Regions from separate parts of the Homo sapiens genome. Here region 2 is linked to region 1. A link is an interaction called in ENCODE POLR2A ChIA-PET data of the cell type or tissue named here. Cell type or tissue: PC-3. All regions are shown on one strand. Links, peaks and the distances in the headings refer to the core of each region. The heading gives the core; the rest is flanking DNA.

What was found. Peaks named below come from ENCODE experiments on the same cell type or tissue, not always from the same donor. Only the 100,000 strongest peaks of a DNase experiment are listed, where the experiment ranks them.
Region 2: POLR2A ChIA-PET joins it to region 1 with 20 read pairs; 2 of 35 experiments call an interaction of 5 or more read pairs at or near these places.

What each region holds. Positions count from the first base shown.
Region 1 is chr7:114,807,427-114,817,829 of GRCh38, forward strand. No RefSeq gene overlaps it. Among named protein-coding and RNA genes, the nearest start is that of MDFIC, 110 kb to the right of the region's middle. In PC-3, for the core only: no CTCF peak of the experiment used is centred there; no DNase peak of the experiment used is centred there.
Region 2 is chr7:115,225,935-115,236,337 of GRCh38, forward strand. It overlaps LINC01392 (long intergenic non-protein coding RNA 1392), which reads right to left and starts at 5,421. Exons shown (of 5, transcript NR_126407.1): 1 at 5,249-5,421. RefSeq lists enhancers at 1-466, 467-1,035. In PC-3, for the core only: no CTCF peak of the experiment used is centred there; DNase peaks (open chromatin) are centred at 5,097 and 5,377; H3K4me3 peaks cover 725 bases; H3K27ac peaks cover 2,524 bases.

The DNA of each region.
Region 1 (10,403 bases), core at 1,298-9,297:
GAGGGAAAACTTGTTCCTTTTTAGGTGGTTTCTTTCCTTCAAGCGGCCTTATAATTTGCCACTCTCCTCTCCCTACACTCTTTACCTGCTGCTTTCAGTCAGTGAAGAACAGTTCAGCCTTGGAATTGCCCAGGATTTCGGAACTCCCTAGGGGGACAGGACAGAAAACTGTGCGACTGTGACGTATACATTCATCCAACAAATATTTGTTGAGCCCCTACTATGTGATAGGGATGGGATGGTGAAAAAATATAGACATGGTCCTTGTTTTACTTTGAATCTGGGGTCAGATCTCCACCTCACCAATTGTCTGTGTGAGCTTGGTAAGATACTTCATTTCTAGGGTTTCCCTTTCATCCTCTGTATAAGGTTGTTGAGGAAATTAAATAAGATAATCTACTTGAATGGCTTTTTGCATACTAAATGCTTAATCAGCCCAACACACACACACACACACACACACACACACACACACATACTCAGCAGCCAGAACCATGGGTGCATAAACAATACATGGTGTAGCATGCTGAAAGGAGGGAGAGGAACTCAGAGAGAACATGTAAATGCAAATGTGTTTCTAAGTGGTCAAATAGACTTGTTATGTTGAATATGGACTTCTACAAAGGTATGCCTGGTTAACACAGAGGCATGCATCATATTAAACAGGTTCATCAAACTAGTGATTAGTGAAGTTTGAAAACATGAAGTTGCTGAGGCTCCCTTCAAGAATACTCCTCTTGCATTTGACATTTCCACCTCCTATTTATCATCATTATGCAAAGCTGCTAGTGGTTGACCACCTATTTAGCCGCAAGGCTTGTCATCTCTACTTACATTGAATTCAGCTAAATAAAATATATCTAAGAAGACTGTGCCCCCCTCAGGGATGAAAGGATATTATTAATGCTACCAGGCAAGAACTCCTCAGTGTTTATTGATCCATAAATTGGATTATTAACATGATACTTGCTTATTAAAGATGGCTCTTGGAGCTATTCTTTTTTTTTTTGCTCTCCAGACCAAAAATGAAGTGGAAGGCTTACAGCATAAATCTCTTTATGTTATTTTTTCTCTCCTTTTCTAAACTTCTTGCATCCTGCAGCATCTCCCCAGTGCGTGCTGAATCTTTTATGTTCCAGTATAGCATTAACAAAAGAAGTTCACAAGGATTTTATAGAGAAGTTTCTCTTCTATAAAAAGAGTATTTCTTAGATATTTATTCTCACTCTTCACTTACCAGAGGCAACCACACTGCAAGAAATTATGATTTAAATTTTTATATATTTTTTCTTACTTAATAGCTGGCTACCTAGGGCAAGTTCTTTGACTTTTCCTAGACCTCACTTGTTAGGATCTTCGGACTTTGAAACCAGCCAAATCAAAGACTGGTAAAGATGCTGAATATACAGCCCCTGTGGGTAGGCTTAATTTATTTAACAATACAGTACTGCAAAGATAGTATTTTCTAATTCATTCACTTACTCATTAGTTTATTCATTTAACAAACAGGCAATCAGCTTGAACTCTGTACCTGACCACTGGTTTGTTTCTAAGTTTATATAGATGCATAATTCACTTTAAATCTTGACATCAAGAAGAATGACTCTGGGAAGTTGGAAGGAGCCAGACTGGTTAAAAAAAAAAAAAAGGGGAACCATAATACAATGTGATAGATGTCAAAACATAAATATATATAAACCATCGTGTGGGCATGAGGGATGGAATGTTAACTCTGTCCAAGGGAAGGCTTCAATTCATGAGAAAAAGAATACAGGAACAGAGAGAAAGAACAGCACAGTCAAGGCCACTGAGAAGAAAAAGTATGGGAATATCCAGGGGATGTTTTGTAGTAGGTTTGCAACAAGAGAGGAGATTGGACATGGAGCTTGGGACCAAATTGTGTCATTTAAGGTTTTTAAGAAGTGGAGTGGAATAATTAGATCTTTGCTCTAGGAGAGTAACTCTGGAGGTTGTGTGATGAGGGAAGAGAAAGGGGTTGGAGGGAATAAGATTAATTTAAAGACACTAATGAATGATTTCAATAAATCAGGAGAAAGACTATGAAGACAGAATTAAAGCAGGAGCAATGGAAATGGAAAAGTAGAGACCTATAGACAGAAATTTTTAAGGAATAAGAGACAAAATTTGTTTCTTGGGTGTGAAGGTTAAGGGCATGGGGAGTGGAAGATGACTCTCAAACTGTATTTCTAGCCCAGAATCCCAGCCTGAACACCCTGAGTTGCTGTTTTTGGAACCTATGGGGCTTGTGGAGTGAATGCACAGAGTGTGTTGATTAATGAAGAGTTAGAAGGATACTTGAAGAACATCGAAAACTTAATAGACAAAAGAGTAGAGTCAGTTACAGAGGCTGAAAAGGCATTATCAGACAAGACAGAAAATGAAGTATGTGAGCATTCATGGCTGTGTATGTGTGAGTACGAGAAAGGGAGAGAAAGAGAGAGAGGGAGGAAAAGGAGGGAGGGAGGGCAAGTATCCTAAGGCTGCCTTCCCATTTAGAGAAAGGAAATTAAGGGTCATAGAGATGAGTATTGCTCTAACACTAAAAATGGGAGAGAACAGTCCTAGAAGCCTCTTCCTACCATGCTTATTGGCGCCTCTTAAGTCCCATCATTTTATTTTCATTTGTTTGTTTTGCTTTGTTTTTGACAAGTAAGGATCCTTTTTATTTTGAAAAAAAAGTACATTAATTCAGATTCAGAACTAACATTCCATCTTTCTGGGGTTGAAAGAGTGGAGCAGCAATGGGAGAGCTGCAGACATTGCTACATGAGCAAAGCATTTGGAAAGGGGTCTTTATTCATGGCAATGGGATGCTGTGATGGTCAGTTTCCCGGGTCAATTTGGCTTGGCTACCTTCCTCAGTCTTTCAATTAAACACTAATATAGGCATTGTTGTGAAGGTATTTTGTAGATGTGATTGAAGTATAATCAGTTGATTTTAAGTAAGGGAGATTATCCTTGATAATCCTGGTGGCCCTGATTCCATCAGCTGAAAGGCTTTAAGAACATTGCTGAGGCTTCCCTGAAGAAGAAATGCTACCTGGGATTGTGGCATCAACTTTTGCCCAAGAGTTTCAGCCTGCCCTTCCCAATAGCTCGTCCCACAGATTTCATACTTGCCCTGAATCAATTTACCATTTAATTACAATCTCATAAGCGAGTTCCTTGCAGTAAATCCTATAATATTTACCTCTTACCAGCTCTGTTTCTCTGGTTAGACCTTGATTGATGCAGTTGCCATTGCTGACCTTATTCAGGAGAGTTTCAATGGAGTTATAGGGCAAGTCTGAATTACAGGAGGCATGGGCCTCTCTACTTCACTTTCTTCCAAGTTCTTCTTGCATGAGGATAAGGCACAGGGAGTGGTTTCTTGAGCTGTTATTAGTTTGGGTCCCGGCAGCATCCCTAGTCAACAGGTAAAATTGAGCAAGGCCTACTAGCTAGAGTCTGGAGACAGAAGCCACCTAAATCAGTTTAGGAGGTTTTCTAAAAGTAAAATACATTTAGAAATCGTCTTTGAAAAGAAAAAGTATGTGTTGAGGAATGGGTGTGCTGCATACAAAAACAAGGCAGTGTCATCAACTAAGTCCTCTTAAAGGAAGAGGGAGGAGTAAATTACTGGCTAATGGTTCTGTAAGAAGCCACAGTGATTTCTGTCATTCAGTCAATTAAGTTATATTGAGCTACTATCATATGCTAGGCACACAGCCATGCCAGGTGTGGAGCCAAGGCCTGGGGACAGAAAGATGAATGAAATACTTTACAGTCTCAGAGGAGTGCTTGGCCTAATGTGAGAAAGTACACAATTAAAAGCAAAAGTGAATACCAATGCTAGATTTGAAGTACTCTAAGGCCTTTGCTACTCAGAGTGTGGTCTGGGGAACAGCAGCATTGGCATCCCTGGAAGGATATTATGCTAAGAGAAATAAGCCAGGCATAGAAAGATAAATACTGCATGATCTTACATATATGTAAAATCTAAAAGAAAAAAAACATTGAATTCATAGAAGCAGAGAGTAGAATGGTGATTAACAGGGTTAGGGGAGAGCAGAGAAAAAAGGGAGTTGGATATTAAGGAGATGTTGGTCAAAGGATACAAAATTTCAGTTAGGAGATCTATTGTACAACCTAGTAACTATAGTTAATAACAATATATCATATGTAGCCTGCCCTCTGTATCCATGGGTTCAACCGATCATAGATTGAAAATATTCAGAAAAAAATTGCATTTGTACTGAGCATGTACGGACTTTTTCCTTGTCACTATTCCTTAAACAATACAGTAGAACAACTATTTACATAGCATTGATATTTTATTAGTAATTAAATATTATAAGCAATCTAGAGGTGTTTTAAAGTATACTGGAGAATGCACATAGGCTACATGCAAACACTACACCATTTTATATCAAAGACTTGAACATCCATGGATTTTGGCATCTAAGAGAGGTCCTGTAACCAATAACCCATGGGTACCGGAGGACAACTGTACCTGAAAATTGTGAAAATAGTAGATTTTCAATGTTCTCACAACAAAAAAAGTGATAAGTATGTGAGGTAATAGATATGCTAATTTGCCTGATTTAGCCATTCCTTAATGCATACAGATATTAGAACATCATGTCCTATACCATGAATATATACAAATTTTGTCAATTAAAAAAAACACAACATCAATAACAAACTCCACAGTACATAAGGCTGCACTCAGATATACAAACCAGAACCTGCTTTTATTTATTTATTTATCTGCTTAAATGCACTTTATTTTTTAGAACATTTCACAGTAAGATTGAGCAGAATGTGCAGATTTCCCATCTACTCCCATCCCTACACAGGCACAGCCTCTTACATTATCAACCTTACCACCAGATTGGTCCGTTTGTTGCAATCTATGAACCTAAGCAGACACATCATAACCACCCGAAGTCCATAGATTACATTAGGGTGAGTGTTGTACCTTCTATGGGTTTGGACAAATGTATAAGGACATGTTTCTAAAATTATTGTATCACACAGCATGGTTTTACTGCCCTAAAAATCTTCTATTTTCCACCTGTTTATTCCTCCCTTCCCCCAACTCCTGGCAGCCACTTATTTTACTGTTTCTAGAGCTCTGCCTTTTCCAGAATGTCATTTACTGTAGCTGGAATCATACTGTATGCAGCCTTTTCAGATTGGCTTATTTTACTTAATAATGTGCTTTTAAGTTTCCTCACATATCCTTTTATGGCTTAAGAGCTCATTTCTCTTAGTACTGAATATTCCATTGTCCACATGTGCCATAATGTATTTATCCATTCACCTACTGAAGAACATCTTGGAAGATGCATTTTAATACGATTTCCAGATTATTCATGTGCATATTGAGTTTGAGAAGTGTTAGCCAGCTTTGGGCTGGGTTGTAAGAAAAGGCCTAGGCTAATCCTTGTATGTTTATTTTTTTAACAGCCTCTGCTTTTTGTAAAAGTACCTTTGGTATTTCCTACATGACTACCTATGTGACTTTATTAAATGTTGTCTTCTACTGCAGGAGGCAGTGACCACTTATTAGCAATGTAAGGTTTTCTGATCACTGAGTGATGACTTTGATATGAAGTGGGTTGTTTAACCACAAGCTGATCTCAAACCCTGAGGTTTGAGCCCTGTTTTCCAAATGTGAACTGAACACTTGGCCAGATGCTGGAGAGGCAAAAATATGATGGCCCCTGTTCTCAAAAGGTAGTTCCCTCACAAGGATTTGTGTTTAGTCACCCTTTGGTATAAGCAAGAACGTCTGGTCTCTTCCATGATGAATAAATAATTACAAATCCTTCACCACACCTGTAGTATATAGTTAGGGTGAACATACATTCTGGTGTGCCCAGGACAGTCTCAGTTCATTCTTATTGTCCTCAAGTAATTATTAATTGTACTCACTATCATTCTCAGAAGCATCCCCTTTGAAAAATATGTTTTATGGTCACCCTACCTATAACCAAATGGTGATCACTGATGAACACTACAGTTTCTATTAGAGGATATTTTGAAGCTGACCAAGAGAAGGCAAAGGAGCAAGGTTATTCAACAATGTGGTTGTCACTAGAACAATTGGGGTCAGAGAATAGAAACAAAATAATGCCCTAATTCTAACAGAAAAAAGAAATAGAAATAATCTATAATGAAACATGTATTTCAATATGTATATTATCATGTATGATCTCACCAGTCAAAGGCTGCTGACCTTTGTAGAATCTGTGTAAATGGAATAGCTACGAACACAGAATGATAGATGCATGCTATTGGTGACTTAAAACCCATGAATTATATTTCTTCTTGATGTTCTGAATTTCTGAAATTATGACTAATTCTTGGTAAAAATTGGAACAAACCTAAATCAATTTTTCTTTGAATTACAGAGTACTTGTATTCCTAGAAAATCTCTGTGTGTTAAAACCACACAGAGCTGCTCTGTGCTTATGTGTACAACAGATTTTCATCAAAAACAGATTATTCACTTATAGGAGTGTCCGTTAGGACATTCAATAGCTGCCCAGGACATGGTATAATTCTTCATGAAGTCTCATGAAATGCGATGTTTTTAGCTTCCTTGGCCCCACTTACTCATCTCCAGTTGGGCTTCTGATCATTTTGACAGGCAAAACCCTCGCCTCTCTTCTTTCTTTGGGGCACTTACCCCATCAGTCTTTTTTTTTTTTTTCCAGATAATTTCAACCTGTCCATTTTTTGACTCTGCCTTGGCATCTAGCTACCATCTCTCTCTCCTTTTCTTATCATTTAACCATCAAGTTCATAAATAGAATGAGTTATATTCTAATTGTAGCTTCATATTTACCTCTCACTGTATGCCCTTCAGACTTTTTGCCACCACATCAACACAACTGCTTTGTCAAAGGCCTTCAAGGCACTGTCCCCTCCAGCCCCTAACTCCTCACTTGGAAGTATTACTTGACTTCTCTGTGGCATTTGATACTGGGAACCGGCTCTTCAAGTAGTTAATTACTCCACTGCAGTCTCCTTTACCTATCTCATCCTCTGGGTGTGCTTTAAATCTTTGATTTAATTGTCTGTTTTTATCCGCATGCTGATGATTCCTGGAACTCTATTTCCAGCTCAGATATCTCTCCTGAGTTCCTGACTTGCGTTCAATTGCTTGTAAGTTATTGCCATCTGGATCTCCCAATAATAATTAAAAATCAAGATGTCCACATTTTTACTCACTACCTATCTTCTATTTCTCTCATATTCATTATCTTGCTTGTAACTAACACATCACCTACCCCATCACTCATGGCAGAAACTAAGGCCACCTGGACTTTCCCCTTTGCCACCCACTCTCCACCCTCCCCTACCTCTCAATATTAAACATGCATTCTTTTTTTTCTTCACCAGCCGCTTCCACTGTTATTGATTTTCTTCAGCCATTTTTATTTCTCACTGGAACTGTTGCAATACACTCCTGAAAAAGAGGAGTAGTCTAGAATCAAGAAAACAAATTTGAGAAGAGAAATAATTTAAAGCAGAATATAAATTATAAGTTGAATCTGAACTTTTTATTGTTAATCTCACTGTCTCTAAAACTGGCAAGTTTTGATTTAAAATATTTACTTTGTTCTTTCCATTCATGTACTCTTGCCTACTTTATGAAACTTCTGGGCCTTTTCAGTTTAACCTGTGGTTCAACACACTGAAGACTTCTCCTATATCTAAGGGCCTAGGACTGTTCCTTGCATTGTAAAAAGGTCTTAGATTGTCTTTTCTGGATCTCTGATTAGCTTTTGGGTTTTTGTAAAATTTAATTATTTATTTATTTTTGGTAACCGCAAATAGATATTAAAAGAGAAAGATTATGGGTGACTATAATCTTTCTAATGGTGTTCTCTAATGACTGTCTTTCCCCTAATTAGGAATTTCTTTTCTGACTCCTTTGTGGCTCAGCTTTTTTTCTTTGCACATTTTCCCCAGTGAATACAGTGCAAAATTTTCTCATTTAACAAAAAATTCTGAAGTACTTCAGTAACTTAAAAATATAATATCTAAGATGGATTGTTCTCCTGTCAGAGAATAGTATCTATTTTCAAGGAACGGTATGACATGATAGATAAAAAGACAGATTTTATTAAGTTGACTGCATTTAAATCTTGATTCTGATACTTGTATGTATTTACTTGAGCAATTACTTTTCTCCCTCTGAGCCTCCATTTTCTTATTTGTAAGGTAGCATAATGGTAGGTTCTATCTTGTAGGGTGCTTATTGGGATTAAATTAGTTAATTTGGTGAAGTATAGTGCTTGTAACAAAATAAGTTGCACTAAAAAACTGCATACATAATGAAACAGTAGAAACAGTTTTCTTTTTTTCTTTTTTGACACAGACTCTTGCTCTGTCACCCAGGCTGGAGTGCAGTGGTATGATCATGGCTCACTGAAACCTTGACCTCCTGGGCTCAAGCCATTCTCTCACCTCAGCCTCCTGAGTAGCTGGGAATACAGGCACACGCTACCATGCCAGGCTAAAAATTTTTAATTTTTTTAGAGATGGGATTTCACCATGTTGCCCTGGCTGATCTCGAATTCCTAGGCTCAAGCGATCTTCCTGCCTCAGCCTCTCAAAATGTTGGGATTACAGGCATGAGTCACCATGACCGGCCTAGAAACAAAGTTTTCAAATACGGATATAAAATAATTTATATGCTAATATGGAATAAATTCATAATTCTACCCAAAAGTCCACATATTTTAATTTTCCTACTTAGTAATGTTGGCTTACATTTCAATTTACCACCTGCTCACTGATTGTTGTTAGATGAAAGGTAATGCTACAACACTTGTTATTTACAGACTCTTCTCCCAGGCATCCCCATGGCTCCTTGTCCCTTGCTTCCTTCAGGTCTCTGCTCCAGCGGCATCTTAGCACAGAGACTTTTCCTCCATCTCTCCTGTACATATTCCTGGTTTATTTTTCTTATCACTGTACCATCCCCTCTCACAACATATACATTTAATGTCTGGCATCCACATCTAAAACATTTATTCCATTAGACAGTGTCTCTTACGTTCACTGCTGTATCCCTAGGCCCTAAAACAGTGCCTGGCACATAGAAATGATCCACTAAATATTTGTTGAATTAACTTTACCTAATTTGATCCTAGCAAAGCTCAGTGAGTTCTGGAAGGCAGATGTCATTTCCCTGTTTTTACATAAATGGGTAAAAACTAATCTGACAAGGGGCTAATATCCAGAATCTACAAAGAACTTAAAGAAATTTACAAGAAAAAAACAACCCCATTAAAAAGTGGGCGAAGGATATGAAAAGACATTTCTCTAAAGAAGACATTTATGCATCCAACACACTTTTGAAAAAATGCTCACCATCACTGGTCATTAGAGAAATGCAAATCAAAACCACAATGAAATACCACCTCACACCATTTAGAATGGTAATCATTAAAAAGTCAGGAAACAACAGATGCTGGAGAGGATGTGGAGAAATAGAAACACTTTTACACTGTTGGTGGGAGTGTAAATTAGTTCAACCATTGTGGAAGACAGTGTGCCAATTCCTCAAGGATCTAGAACTAGAAATACCACTTGATCCAGCAATCCTATTACTGGGTATATACCCAAAGGATTATGAATCATTCTACTATAAAGACACATGTACATGTATGTTTATTGCGGCACTGTTCACAATAGCAAAGTCTTGGAACCATCCCAAATGCCCATCAACGATAGACTGGATAAAGAAAATGTGGCACATTTGCACCATGGAGTACTATACAGCCATAAAAAAGGTGAGTTCATGTCCTTTGCAGGGACATGGATAAAACTGGAAACCATCATTCTCAGCAAAGTAACACAGGAAGAGAAAACCAAACACCGCATGTTCTCACTCGTAAGTGGAGTTGAACGATGAGAACACATGGGCACAGGGAGGGGGAACATCACACACCGGGGCCTGTTGGGAGTTGGGGGCTCGGGGAGGGATAGCACTGGGAGAAATACCTAATGTAAATGATGAGTTGATGGTTGCAGCAAACCAACATGGCACATGTACACCTATGTAACAAACCTGCACATTGTGCACATGTACCCCAGAACTTAAAGTATAATAAAAAAGCAATTTTTTGTTTGTTTGTTTGTTTGTTTTTTGAGACTGAGTTTCACTCTTGTTGCCCAGACTGTAGTGCAATGGTGGGATCTCGGCTCCCTGCAACCTCTGCCTCCCGGGTTCAAGTGATTCTCCTGCCCCAGCCTCCCGAGTAGCTGAGATCACAGGTATGTGCCACCACACGTGGTTAATTTTCTATTTTGTTTTTAGTAGAGGTTGGGTTTCTCCATGTTTGTCAGGCTGGTCTCGAACTTCTGACCTCAGGGGATCC
Region 2 (10,403 bases), core at 1,464-9,463, 420 kb after region 1:
TCCCAAATATTTTCTTGGCTCAGGCTCTGCGGAGTGTCTTTGTGTCAGGTCCCTGGGGAGAGGATATAAACCAAAAGCACTTGATTGTCTTTGCTGAAGAATGATAAAGAAAGCTATAATCGCCTGTGTGTTAGCACAGGTGAGGTCAGCATCATACAGGGTGGGATTGCCAGAGACAGAAGCAGAAATTGCCATTTGAAATAAACAAGTGTTACAGCAGAAACTCAAAGTACTCCTTGTGTTCGCCTTTCTCCTCTACATCTAAGCCCGCTAGAGAAAGGAAGGGAACTTGTGGGTTTGAGGGACATAGTAATACAAATGGATAGAAACTTGAAAATCTTTTAAGATTGGCTACTGAATCTTTGATTTTCTTCCCTTAAGATTAGTATGGCTTTTGACAAACTTATTATCATCTTTGCAAAACAGGGAAATACATTTGACTTCTGTTAAGCCCAAGAAGGCCTTAACATTCCCCCCAGCTTGACTACACTTCAGACAAATTTCTTCCTGCCTATAAGCCCCTGATCACCCTTTTCTTAGAGTATTTACTTTAGAAAGCTTGTAGTTGCAAATTCCTTCTCTGTCCCTTTGAGATGTAAATCTTCTCTCAGCCTCTTGCCAGTTTTACTACCTAGGAACGTCTTTCTCAAAGACCTGGGAGCCATCCCTTTGAAATGGAATCATCAGGAAAGATAAGGTCCCTACCCCCATTCTCTGTAAGAGGGCAGGAAGCTAACTTTCCTAAGTGATAATTGCCAGTTAGCAAACTCAAATGGCCTAATCACATTGACAAACCTCCCCTCAATTCCCCCAAGGTACTTTCCTAAGACCTGGCTTCAATGCTTAAAAACCTTCCCATCTTGTTTCAATGGAGTTGAGTTTAGTCTCTTCAGTTGCAATATTCTTGACCCCTATTGCAACAATCTTGAGTAAAGCCTTCTTTCTTTGTTTAATTCTGGCTGTTGCAATTTTTATTTGATACTTTCAGAAAGCATATTTTATTATCATTGGAGCTTTGATTCTCATTCTTTATTTTTTTTTATATTTTTAATGTTTATTTTGGAACAATTTCAAGTTTACAGAAATATTGCAAGAATATTGCAAATAATCACTGTGTACTCTTTAGTCAGAAACACTAAAATTTAACATTTTACTATATTTGCTTTATCTCTCTCTTTTTATATATGCGCGCACACACACAAACACACACTTTTTTTTCTTTTTTAAAAAATTCTTTCGTACATGGCCCCTATCTTCCTAGGTTGGCTCAATCTAGAAAGACAAGAATGACGTGTTTTACTGCCAGGTGGATGGACTGGCCCAATAATTTGGAAGTATGGCTTAGTGGAATGGAAACTGAGAGACATATCCCAGCCAGCAAAACAGAGGCATTTCAGCCCTTCCCTGAAGCATGATATATAGAATACACAATAATTTAATGTTTTAAAATGTAAAATGTCTATTAGTAATTTCTGATATTAAGGGGATTATCATGCCTATCTCTGTATTGAGCTAGTTCAGAAAAGTAGATTTGGGTCCTGAGTGATGGAATCTGAGCTCTAGAACATCTACTTGATTTAGATTTAGCTGCCTCCCATATGTGCTAAAGGATAAGGCCATGTTTTAAAAAGAGTTATGAAATATTTATTGAAAAAAAATACAGCAAATGTGCAGAAGCTGCCTTTCCAAACAAAATAACTTGGTCATTTTATTTTTATCCCCAAACTGCCTAAACGCAGCAGCCAACATCATGGGCTAATGGTTGAAAATGAAGCTGTTCTTGAGTCATATGAGGCCAGAAATAAAAAATAAAGTAGAAAAAAAAAAACTTTTTGTATGGTTGAAATACTATCATTTAAAAACAGCCAAGATAACTTTTCAGCAATAAATATAGTTGCAAGACTATGTGCTAACTTTTGTATATCTCCATTTTTTACTAGACATTAATACATCCTACAAGGGGAAAAAGGTCTTTTAATGGAAATGCTGATATTGTCACGATATGATGTTAAAAGGAAAACCTTAAATTGAACAGAGTTTAATTGAGCAAAGAATGACTCACAAATCGGACAGCCTCCCGAGCCAGAGTAGGCTCAGAGAGACTCCAGTGCAGCCACAGGGTTAAAGATTTATGGACAGAAATAGGAAATCGATGCACAGAAAATGGAACTGAGGTACAGAAACAGTGGATTGGTTACAGCTCAGTATTTGCCTTATTTGAACATGGTTTGAACAGTTGGTCACCTTTAATTGGCCAAAATTCAGAGATTGACACAAGAATTGGTTAGTTGGTTTACATATCCAGTTAGGTATCAGTTCACTACATATGGAGAAACTTTTAGGCTGAACTTAAAATATGAAAGGAGGCAGCTTTAGGCTAACCTAGGGTTTTCTTTGTATGCCATATGATTCTGACCTGGCCTGTCATATCTTGAAAGTATTTAAAAATATTTTCAGCAAAGTGCTTATCCCACATCCTAATAGATTTGGATATTGAACTGAACAAACACCATCCCTATTTGCCACTTGAACTCCTCAGTATAGTGTTCTCATTTTATAAGATTCCTGATTTTCTAATGGCAAATTTCTGTGGGCTACACTTTCACTGGCTGCCATGGTACTAAATTTTATAATAAAAATAACTCCATGCTTTTATTTTTAGTGAAGAAGGTGATGTCCATATAATCCAAGTTCATATGGTACAGAGGAGAGAATTGAGTAAGAAATAAGAACGAAACCCATACAGCCCTTTCCTCTGATTCGATCATTAAGGCATCAAGGGAGACAGCTGAATGTGTTCTCTATATATACTCCTGAAGTATTATATGAGAACGACAGAACCTTTCACAAAAGTTTATGAAAGCAAATTTCACACTGAATTCTTTTATCATTTGAAGAGGAAGGTGTAACTTGAACATTCAAAAAAATCTACAGAGGCTGTGTTTGGGTTAAGAAAAAAAAAAAAAGAACACACTCCTGACAATCTTCTCACACCATGTTATTGAGCCCACATTTCTTCCTATTAAATGTACCCATGAGTTTTTGTAACCATTCACCCAAAAAGGTCACTTGGCATTTTAGCTCCTGAGATGGGGACACACTGGGTGGGTAATAATGGCCAGAGAAGTCAAAGGGATAAACTTAGAAGCCACTATCTCTACAACTTTAAAAACTCAAACCCTACCTCCTGTTGGGGCATAAAATTTTGAAAACCATTTGTAGACTTATCAGTGAGAGCCTGGGTATAAAAGAGGAATGATGCTTTGCAAAATCCCCCAAGACTGCCCGAGCCTTTTCATGGTAATGAAGAAATGTCAGTGGAAGTTGATGGGGCGTGTGTGCATGTGTATGGATGTGGGGGTGGATGGGGCGCGAGAGAGGGAAAGGCTGGCAGACTGAAATTTTACATCTCAAATGTCATTTGGAAATCACTTGCGTACTCCAAGCCCAAGTCCTAAACTCTTCTGCTATTAAAAATGGTCTGCAAACAGGTCAGTCTGCTGTAAAAAATTGATTTGACAACAGCATTTTTAAGTCTTTGACGGCTTGAAGTTGGCAGCATTTTCTTCCGCTCTGATGTGGTTTGAACAGAAGCATGTTTATCTGTTATTTATGTAACAGCCTGATGAAAAAATGGGGCATGTGCTTCCCTTCTATTTGTCTTCTGCATTAACCTCATTTTGAGGTCAGGTGAAAATGCTATAGGTACTGATTGCAGCACGTTATCAGCATTATTGCTTAATGTGCCATCAACCACAAGTGCAAGTGGGCTCAGGATCATCGCCGCGGTCTTCCCAGGAATCATTTATCTGGGGCTAACTCCGAAAAAATCATTTAGAATTGTGACATTTAAAAATAAAGATTAAAAGTTCTGAAAGGAGCAGAAGTCATCCACACAGGGCCCTCTTGGCACCATAAATCAAAGTTTGTTAGAGCTGCAAATTGGAAGAGCATAACACAGAGGTGCAACCCTTTGATGTGGTTATGCAACTCACTGGTCTCCACCACTTACTAGACCACTTCTATTTTTGAGTACTATTCTCACAACGTAGACTGTGATTTTTTGGCAAACAAGCACAAAATCCAGGGTTAAAAAAGATAAAATGTATCTAGCATAAAGCATCTTTTAAATGGAAATGCCAAGTTCTTTATAAATTTGAAAAATTTATTCATTACCCGGCTTCTAGGGGAGCCCCTTATTTCCATTTTTTTTGCTGGGGCTATCTGTTTCACCCCACTAGGCTTTCCAAATGGCTGTCCACAGATGCTGAGCCTTTGGTCACCTCCGAGTGGTGTTTGGAAAGAGTACTGGGGAACTGGGCTGCTTTTTGGCCTCCTTGCACACAATTCAAGTCAGAGCTTTTGATCTTAAGGTAATATAGAGCTTGGAAACAAAAAATCTGCATTTAGTTTGGAATATCTGAAAATGATAGTGGTTAGGAAAAAGGATGTTAGGCATGGTTTGTGTGCAGGCTATTATAGGTACTTCCTTTCCAAAAAGGTGATATTTAGTGCTACAAATTAGTTATCATATCAGTATTAGAAGCTTTGTTAGGAATTCCAAATAATACGCAATTGTGATTATACACAAGGTGTTTGCAAGCCCCATCTTGTAGGTATTATTAAGCCACAGAATATTTTATACATTTTAATAATTAATAGTCAAACACCTTGCTAAATACTACTCCTTTTGAGGAGAAGTAGTAGAGAAAGAATACAATTGGCTGTTTATATTTTTGTCTTATTCATAAAGAGAATAAAATTATGTAAAAGTATTTATAAGGAATTTATCATCCCAAATGCATTTTAATAGTTGTAGATAAATACTTCTGTTTTGAGAAGGCTTCAGAGCTGTAACAGAAAATGAAATAAAGGGCTCATGTGGAAAGAACTTTACAGCATGCTGCAACTTGATTGTTCACACTTCAAAGCAATTCTAAGAAAAACTGTAAATAAGGACTAGGCATAAAACTCTGCTGGCACCTGGGAATACTCAGCCCACTGCACAACAGAACAGAATCTGAATTCTGGCAAACAGCCAACCTCTGTGGATAAATCTGGAAAGGCTTAATGTACACTGAAGAACTGATGTACTCAGAAACTATGTGGGTGTACTTAGCTTCATGCCACTTAGAGAACTCATTGACTTCCCTGAATACAAAGTAGATCTGGTCATCATGTGTTACACCAGATTCTAGTACTGCTTGCAAGCCCATAATAAAACCCAGAGTTTATAGGAAGGACTCACCTTTCTCAAGAGATACTTCTCCTACTCTCTCTCCTTTTTAATGCTCATTTGGACTTATTAGACTCTCCAAAGCAGTTCTCATACACTTTAACAAGATGAAGATATACTAGGAAAGGTAATTGGGTGAGCATTACTAAGTGTGAGTCATAAATAGTGTAACAAAGGCTTTGAGTGAGTCATCTGCCTAAGTTACCATAGCTATACCCAACATAACACTGCCTTTCTCTTTGTTAAGTGGACAAACTACCATAACGTCTAACAGTATCAATAGCATGTTTTTTTGAATAGCTCATTTTTAAATATTCTCAGTTGTTTAAGTTTATGTCATATATTTTCCAGATTAAGGCTCTTTGGAACAGAAACCACTGTTATAAAGATAGGCAACAGATCACTTGCGTATTTTAAAACAAGAAATGCACAGACATTGTAGGGATTTGTTTTTTCATGATAGCCTGGTAATAAAAAAGTTTAATACAAAACCTTTCATCTTCAAAGGGATCTGAAAAACGTAATTATTCAACGCAATAGCAAATGTTAGATTTCTATTAAGTTAGCTGAATTTTCCAGTTTCTTTCCTTCCCTCAGCATACATTTTCCTATTGCTGGCTTCACCAGAAAAATAACAGCTTAAAATTTATCCCTAAGCTAAAACCCATTAAATGATTGACACAATCTTAGCTAACATGAAAAGTGACTTATATAAAACCTGGTTTGCTGTTTGGGGGCATATTCTGCTCTCAGCAAATGAATGCACATTTTTCTCCATTGATCAGTGGAAAGAAGTGAATATTCTTCAAACATGAAACTTTCTTATATAGCTAAATATCTTTTGTGCTACTATGAGTCATTCCTGAGCATGTCTTTTATTCCTTTGTGATTTTATCAAAGTTCAGATATTTTTAAAAGATCTTGGAATTTTCTAAATAGGGTTCACGTAATATATTCTCCAGCTATATACTTTTTTTTAAAAGGTATTAGAACGAATTCAGATCCTGACATACCATCTTGTGTTTCACATATGATCAGTCACCTTCTTAAGATGATAACAACTTTGACGTTGCAAATGAACACATTCCCATGTGCTTGAGGCCAAAAAGAGGCAGTCAGTGAAACTAAAAGGAATTGCCTGAATATGACTGTTATTTCTATTTGTTGCTAGGTTCTTATTGGAATCTGTGTTGGTAAATTAATTTGGGGTGCACATATCATAGGGTTGATATTCACTTTGTGTCACCAATATGGCTGTATTTCTTATTGAAATACTGAGAAATTTCTGTATAGATTAGTAGGTAGCTGTTGCTGCAGACCCTGCCAAATGTCTGTCTGTCTTTTCCTGCTGCTCTGGTCCCACACGGGGATTGTCGCTTCTTCTCCTTACTTCAGAAATTGTTAATATCTTTGCACGAGTTTTTTCTTGGGCTCTATTCCTGAGCCAAGACTAGCATCTATTCTGGTTGGTTGTTGTTTACGCTACACATATATTTTAAAAGTCACCTCAGCTTCTGTGTATGGGAAGTGATGGAGTCAGAGTGTCCTAATTGAATCCTGAGTTCTGCTACTCAGCAATGCATGATTTTGGGTGGGTTGTTTACCTGCTCTGTGTCCCAGTTACTTCCTATGTAAAATGGAAATAATAAAATGAATTAGCTCACAGGGATTTTGTGCACATTATATAATACATGTGAAGTACTTAGAATAGTGTCTTTCAGTAAATGTCCCATAGTGTTGTCGTCTTTGCTGCCTGGTGTAGGAATAGAACACAAATTTCTTGATTGTGAGCTTGAAATTTTTACACTAGATAATACCCCTCTGGCTCCAATAATGCTGGTGATATAATAAGGTACTAGACTACAGCAATCATTTGAGTGAGAAATGAAATCTATTTTCAATTTTCATTTATTTAAAAACATGGTTCACCTGAGAGTATTGCATGCTGATTTTCATTATTTACAAGGATGTTATGTAAATATAAAGACTAGAGTTATTACTTGCATGCTATGAGCCAAGTAAAATTTAAATGTGACTAAAGGAGAAAGCCAGGGACTACTTACTGCTACCTAGCACTGACCTTTCAGAAGGGCAACTTGAACAATTCTACCTGCAAAAAGTGCCTCATTAGCTGACCGTACAGCATCTCCACTGTCCAGGTAGAAACAGGATGGAGCAGTTGGTGAAGGGACCACATTGTTTTTGCTTTAATCTTATTGGTGACATTTGCATCTGTCAAAACTGTCCTTCCTCCCTGAGGACTGAAGCATTGTGGATCACAGTCCTTTTCAGTCAAACTGATCAGTTCATTTAAAAATTATCTCCTGTAGGACGGGCATGGTGGCTCATGCCTATAATCCCAGCACTTTGGGAGGCCAAGGCAGGTGTATCACCTGAGGTCAGGAGTTCAAGACCTGCCTGACCAACATGGAGAAACCTTGTTTCTGCTAAAAATACAAAATTAGCTGTGCGTGGTGGCACCTGCCTGTAATCCCAGCTACTCAGGGGGCTGAGGCAGGAGAATCAATCACTTGAACCCAGGAGGCGGAGGTTGCGGTGAGCCAAGATGGTGCCATTGCACTCTAGCCTGGGCAAAAAGAGCGAAACTCTGTCTCAACAGCAACAAAAAATTAGCTCTTGTATTCAGCATAATTGTCAAACCCTGTCACTTCCGGTGTGTGTATGTGTGTTGTGTGTGTTGGGGGCGCTCAGGGGATTGTTGAGAGGATAAGGGGAAGAGGATGAAAGGGAGATGCCAGTTAATCTTATTAAATGGGTTTTCTTTCTGCTGTGAATTAAATATCACCTTCCTTTTGTCTCTACTTTCTGTGGAGAGGGCATGGAGGGAATTAGCCACAGGAGTAATTGATTATTCTGTTGACACCTACTACACTGCCAGATGTCACAGGCTGTGATGCACCCCTTCATTAATGGGCTGTGGATCATAAAAATAATTTAAATTGGATGGTGTAAAAATAAACTGGATGGTTAAAACGGGCTTGGTGTCAGTCATACAAGCAGCCACACTATACATTTTGTGCCTGAAGAAAAGACAGAATAGGCAAATTGCTGTTGGTCACATTTTGAAACATTGTTGAAACAGAAAATGTATTTATTTATTTAGTTTTTAGGAATAGCTAAATTCAAACTCTATTCCTAAGTTAGCTGGGTGTAACATTTACTTACTCATTTTTATAAATGAATGTCATGAGAAAAATTGCCTACATAGTGAGTTTTAATTATTAAAGGAGAAAAGTGAATGATGTGTGGATACTCCACGGTTGGAACTCTCAGCTAATATTTTTCTTACCTCTGATTCATGAAGGTCCATGTACAGCAATGGGTGCAATATGCTTTAAATGAGAAAATGTGTAGTGGACTTTTATTTTTCCTCATCAGGGGCCACATGATAACTTCAGAACTAGGACTGGATTAAAACCTTCAGTGGCGAAAGCAATAAAAACCATTATGGAGATTTCTGTCTCCACCTTCCCATATGCAATTAAAAAAAATTAAATTGCAAAATATGTGTAAGAAGGTTGAATGACATTTTGTTTTTCCGCCATGTTGTAGTTCTTTTGCTGGAAATATCAAATAATAAAGCATTCCTATTTGTCTTATTTTTTGTGCCCCTGTGTTTCTGAAACATTAGTCTCTTCATCAGATGATTCAGGATTTTCATTTGTAAAAGTACAAATTTTTTTTACTTCATTTTATTTTACTGCGCTTGTAACAACCACACTTAGACTTTACTTCTGATTCACAAACCTTATGTGATGCAGATTCATTTAAAAGTGGTGAGCCCTAACCATACTTTTGTTTATACTTTGTCTTACTCTCTTTCCAAACAGATACAATATGCTGCCTAGCAGCCAGGGTCTTCCCTGATTAAAACTCCTGAATAGTTTCCCATTGTAATGGTTATGATGCTAACAGCAATATTTATACATCATTTGCTATTTGTCAGGTTCCATTTAAGTGCTTCTGATATATTAACTGATTCGATACAGAAAATGAATCTACAAGGTACTATTATCTGATTTACAGATGTGAAAATTAGGAAACAGGAGTTGAATAACTAAAGTAAAATCACACAGATACCAAAATGGCAGAGTCAGCATTTGAACTCAGATTTCAGTTTTAAACTATATGTAAAATAAGACTTACGTTTTAAATTTTTTAATAGAAGAGAATGAAAATAATAATACTTGAACACTGAATCTCTCTCCATATTTTAATGTTCTTTTTTCTACCAGTTTTGTATTTTTTTGTATATCTTATCTATATTTAAAAATCAGATTTATATCTAAGTATTGAAAATTTTAAATTTTCAAGTTCCAATTGTTCTTTGCCAGCCTTTCATATATGAAATTTATATTCTGAGACCTAGTCATACTCAGTTATTGGTTCCAGGAGTTTTTGGTTATTGTTGATTTTGGAATTTTTACCATAGATAATCCTGCCATCTGTGAATAGACACAGTCCTATTTCTTCCTTTCCAATCTATAAACTTATGTTTATTTTTCTTGCTTTATTGCACTAGCTAGAATTTCAACTACAGTGTTGAATAGGACTAATGAGCAAGGACATAGTTGCCTTGTTCCTGATCTGAGGGAGAACATGTCTAGTTTCTTACCATTAAATATAGTGTTAATTGTAGGTTATCGGTGGGTGTTATATTGAGGAAGTTTCCAACATTCTTTGTTAGCTGAGGGTTTTTATCCTGAATAGTGTTTTATTTTGTCAAATCCTTTTTCTGTGTCAACTGATGTGATCATATGAATTTTTCTCTTTCATCTATTGATATGATGCATTACATGATTGATTTTCTAATGCTGAACTAGCCTTGAATACCTGGAATAAACCCCACTTGGTGTATAAGTATTTTGATTGGTACCTTGTTATCCCAAGGGGATTGATTCCAGGACTACTTTTGGCTACCAAAAGCCATGCATATCCAAGTCCACAGTCAGACCTGTGGAACTGCTGATATAAAAAGTTGGCCCTTCGTATTTGTGAGTTTTGAATGCCTCAAATACTCTATTTTCCATCCACCTTTGATTGTGGTTGTGGAACCCATGAATACGTAGGGACAACTGTATTTACTGCAAAAATCCTCATGTAAGTGAATCCATGCAGTTCAAACCCATGTTGTTCGGTGGTCAAC